Linked DNA regions of Homo sapiens: region 1 is linked to region 2. The links are chromatin loops, found by intact Hi-C in ENCODE. Cell type or tissue: Caco-2. All regions are shown on one strand.

Region 1 (2,500 bases), 180 kb before region 2:
ATACTTGGCCAAATGAAAAAAAATTTTTTTTGTAGAGTCAGGGTCTTGCTGATCATTTGATCTCGAACTCCTCGGCTCAGGGGATCCTCCTGCCTTGTCCTCCCAAAGTACTGTGGTTACAGACTTGAACCACCTCACCTGGCCACAATAATCTTAATTCTGTGAAGTGAGTAGTGTTATTCCTAATTTACATTTGAGGGATTTTCAGCTCAGACTTGGCAGAGGTCTACCACTTACTATAACCCTGGCTGGTGTTCAAACTTAAGTCATTCAGATATCAAACCCATGCTCTTTTTTAACTACGCTAGTTATAGGTAGAACATTAAATGAGATGTAGATTATTTAGCACACTGCTGGAACTGCAATTTGATACATATATTTTGTTGAAAGTGGGTGAATAGCACTAGCTTTATATGTGAGTAATCATACTCTATGGTTGGGCTGTGTAAAACTTTTTATTAGGTGACTGTACAATGTTTATTTCAGATAGTGGCTTAAAAGCCACTTTTGTATTTATCCACCTGAATTATGCGCCTGTCAGTATACTGTTAACAGATGTCAGAATATGGTTTTTTTATGTGATTGCAGAGGGAGACTTCAATTCAGAATTTTATCCTTCATAACATTATAGTGATTTTAAAAGTTATATGCAGCAAATGTGTAGTATTTTTCTCATTTCAACTTTCACAGCAGTAGGCAGGTGGTTGTATCCCTTTTTTTATAGATTAGAAAAGTGGGACTCAGGAAAAGTTAGTTCACTTGTTGGAAATTCTGCAGCATATTAGGACTTAAATTCAGGTTTTCTGACTAAGAATCTGATGTTCTTTTTTATTTACATCATGTATATTGCATGCTCTTTATGTCAGGGCATGGTAATCAGATGATACATGATAGTCTGTGGCCCATTCAGTGTAGGCTTTGTTTTCCCCTGAATTTCTACTTCAAACATGCTTATCTGGCCGCTGTTTATGCAACTACTTTAAAAAAGGAACCATAAGGGAAAAATGAAGTCATACAGGAGAAAAACAGAAATGTAATTGTAGCCACTGATACAACCAAGCTCCTGTTTCCACTTTCTCTGGTCTTTTTGGGATTTTCTCCTTTTTGCCGTTACCCTGCCCTTTGATCCTATGTCCTTGCTTATGCTTGTTTTCATCAAGAAGAGTCTCAATGATATGCAGTAGAAAGAAACCATGGTCTGCTGTTTTGTGAAGAGTAGTGTGCCTTGACTTGGGGGTACAGGAGGAAGAGGAATGCAGAGGAGTGAGGATCATGGGAAAATGTTGAACTTTTCTGTTGGAGTTTCTTCGCCACTATGAAGGAAAACATTTTCCCATTAAAATAGAAATACTAGAATCATATACATAACATTTTTGGAATTTAATCCAAAACTTCATCTGTTCCGTTAAAACATACATAAAGAAAAGGAGTAATAAAATAGGTTGGGACTAATAAGCAGCAGATTATATTACTAAGATTTTTCACTATTACTGTAGTTAATTAGTTAGGTCTGGCTGATTATGGCTTTTAGAGCAAAGAATAGGATGAGGAAAATGCAGCTGTTTTATTATCACTAACAGAGATGTGGTGAACAATCCTCTTAGATGTTAAAAACGAAACTGACCCAGGAAGAGAGCCCTCATCAGTACCAGACCATGCTGGCATCCTGATCTCAGACTTTCAGCTTGTAGAACTGTGAGAAAATAAACTTATGTTATTTAAACCTAAATACATAAGTACACCTTTATCTCCTTTTTCCATTCTCTTTGTATGCTTGGGATCCAGGATACACAAATTGAAGTTACTTGTTTAATGATTTTATAACTATGTCAGAATTTAAGTTAAAAGTGAGTTACTCTGTATGTAGAAAGGCTGAAAATAGTACAACTGCAGTAATTCTGTCAGCTATAAGGGACGTGTGGACTGAGAGGGTAGTCTTAATAGATTGTGATCAACTATATGTGAAAACATTTTGTGTAGTGAGTTGATGTGTAGTTTACATGTAAACTAACTCCTTTAGTTCGAAAGGAATTTTATTTTACGTTAAAAGATTATTTTAGGCTGGGCTTTAGTGGCTCACGCCTATAATCCCAGCATTTTGAGGGGCTGAGGCAGGAGGATCGCTTGAGCCCAGGAGTTCAAGACTGGCTTGGGCAAATGGTGAGACTTTGTCTCTAAAAAAATTAAAAAATTAGCCAGGCATGGTGGTGCGAGCCCATGGTCTCAGGTGGGATGATTGCTTGAGCCCAGGTGATAGAACAAAACCCTATCTCAAAAAAAAAAAAAAAATTTTTTTTTTGTATGTATGTAACTCTTTACTTATCTACTACCTAATAATCCACAAAAATACCCACAAATCCTTAATTACGTGGAGGAGGAGGAGATGATAATAGAGATCATTTTAACTTTGAAAGATAATGGATTCCGGGCCAGATGTGGTAACTCACCCCTGTAATTCCCAACACTCTGGGAGGCTGAGGTGGGACGATAGCTTGAGTCC
Region 2 (2,500 bases):
CAGGATGGTCTCGATCTTGACCTCGTGATCTGCCCTCCTTGGCCTCCCAAAGTGCTAGGATTACAGACGTGAGCCACTGCGTCCGGCCCATGTCCCATTTTTAATGTAGTGACTATACAAGTAATTTGGCTGGAAATAGTATGGGATCACATATTCATTCCTCCATTTATTCCACCAATCACTGGGTGCCTGCTGTCTGCAGACCTTGCAGATGGAGCAGTGAAGAAGATAATAGTGCTTTGCCTTTATGGAGTATACTGTACAATCTACTTTGGAGTTGAGCAATATAATTAGAAAGAATTATAAACAAATAGGGTCCTGGAGTACCATGCAGAACCTGGTCTAGATGTAGTGGTCAGGGAGGTCTCTCAGGAGGTAACATTCAGGCTAATGCTGTATTAAATGGTGCTGGTGAATGGGGCAGGGAAGAGTGAGCCAAGGAGGGAGAAAACAGCCTTGCTAACATTGTGGGGTATGAAGAGGCCTGGTGTGTTCAAGGAGCTGGAAGAAGTCTAGCAAGACTAGGACAGAAGGGAGAATGGTTGGTGCTAATACAAGAGAGACAGGCTGAGACCAGCCCTTGCCAGGTCTCATAGGCAGTAGTGAGCCTTGGGACTTTAGTCTTAAGTACATGAGAAGCCACCAAAGAATTTCATGCAAGGGCATGAGGTAATCTGATTTAAATTTTAAAACGATCACTGTAGCTCCTATGTGGTGAATCGATTATAAGGGAGCAATAGCAAGAGGCATGAGGAGACTGATGTAGGGGTTTGTTGCAGTGGTCCAGGTTCAAAATAGCGTGGCCTGGACTAGTGATCTCAAAAAAATGAATGGGCAAACCTACTCTTTCATAAGTGCAAGGCTGCCTGTAAGGAAGAAAATTCTTATGCTTTTAAGCAATGAAAGCGTCAGATGTAGCTTAACACACCTGTGTGTTGCTCAGCCCTTAGAGCTGTGTCACTGCCATTTCTCCACAGCTAGCATTGGGCCATCTTAACGTGAATCATTCACTGCCCCTGTTTCAGGAACCTTAGCCTCTTTTGTGGCCTCAGATAAGAAAGAGATAAGAAACACATAATAGAATAGTGTTCTGTAGATCAGAAGGGACCTTTGCATCCTGAGACTGAGGTACATGAAGGCCGCCCCTGAGCATATAGCGAATTGCTAATATTTATTGGGGGTGTACTGAGAGTGTTTGTTTATGTTCATTAACTCATTTATGGTCTCAATCCTCACAATTCCTGGCACCTGTCTTCATTTCACAGAGAAGCTTGAGACTTACAAGAGGTTAAGTTACTTGCCTGTAGTTAAACATTAACCTCACAGCCCCATATCTGCAATTCCAAACACCCAGAGCTCTGGAAACCACAATTTGATTGATCCCTTTTCTTTTAAGATTGGTGCAGATTTATTTGGCAGAAAAACCTGATGAAGCTTTTAAAAATCATTTTTGTTCGGCTGGGCACGGTGACTCATGCCTTTAATCCCGGCACTGTGGGAGGCTGAGGCAGGCGGATCACAAGGTCAGGAGTTCAAGACCAGCCTGGCCAATATGGTGAAATCCTGTCTTTACTAAAAATACAAAAATTAGCCGGGTGTGGTGGCATGCGCCTGTAGTTCCAGCTACTCAGGAGGCTGAGGCAGGAGAATCGCTTGAACCCGGTAGGCGGAGTTTGCAGTGAGTCGAGATTGTGCCACTACACTCCAGCCTGGGCAACAGAGCAAGACTCCGTCTCAAAAAAAAAAATTTTTTGTTCATCTCATTTGGTGTGAATATTCATAGATATTGCCACAGAAATATTAATGTGTTTAATTATGGATTACTGCCTTGGACCCTACTGGAAGTGGTCTGTAATATTCAGTATATTCAGTTTTGCCTTTTTAAAATGTAAAGACTTCTGAATTTTAAAGCTGGAACCTGACCCTAAGGATGCCAGATAAAGGATTATGGAGCTGAAGTAAGTGCCAAAGGTTGGGTTCAGACCCCAGGCTTTCTGGCTTCAACACTGTGTACATAACTTTTATACTAGAGAGAGCATAGGTGAGGTTAGGCTCTGCTCTTTGTCCTTTGAGTGACACAAGTACACTGACTCTGAGCCATCGCCAGACAGAGACATTTCTTGCAAGTTATAGTCAAATAGCTTTGATCGTTCCCCAAATTCTTGCAGCTCTCATACTGCCCCGCAATGTGGATGTAGCCCACTGCATGGTACTCCACCCGGAAATCCTCCATGCTCCAGTGCCTCTTCTTACTTTTACGCCAGACTTCCTGTTCCTGAGTAGATCAGTGTCAGATGGGTGTTAGGAAGAAAGTAATCTAGCTGAAGTAATTTAGGCTCATCAAGGTGTGAACAAACTTCTTAATATTCATACAGCCGTCTGCATTTTTAAAAGAGCATTTGTTTACCGGGCTACTCTCTCTCTAATTGGAGACAGGTTGGTTGGGCACTTCAACTAATAGATTAAAAAAGAAAGAAAATCTAAGCCGCGTAAGAGAAAA

Evidence for each region. A loop is a pair of places that touch in the nucleus more often than their neighbours do. Peaks named below come from ENCODE experiments on the same cell type or tissue, not always from the same donor. Only the 100,000 strongest peaks of a DNase experiment are listed, where the experiment ranks them.
Region 1: a loop joins it to region 2, with 5 times the contacts of the local background. A loop is called at or near these places in 16 of 110 quality-filtered maps.

The regions. Positions count from the first base shown.
Region 1 is chr1:231,416,226-231,418,725 of GRCh38, reverse strand. The region is part of intron 1 of EGLN1 (egl-9 family hypoxia inducible factor 1); the gene reads left to right. Among named protein-coding and RNA genes, the nearest start is that of EGLN1, 4.8 kb to the left of the region's middle. In Caco-2, no CTCF peak of the experiment used is centred here; no DNase peak of the experiment used is centred here; H3K4me3 peaks cover 189 bases.
Region 2 is chr1:231,232,807-231,235,306 of GRCh38, reverse strand. All of the region lies in intron 2 of FSAF1 (40S small subunit processome assembly factor 1), which reads left to right. Among named protein-coding and RNA genes, the nearest start is that of FSAF1, 7.1 kb to the left of the region's middle. In Caco-2, no CTCF peak of the experiment used is centred here; DNase peaks (open chromatin) are centred at 1,106 and 2,026.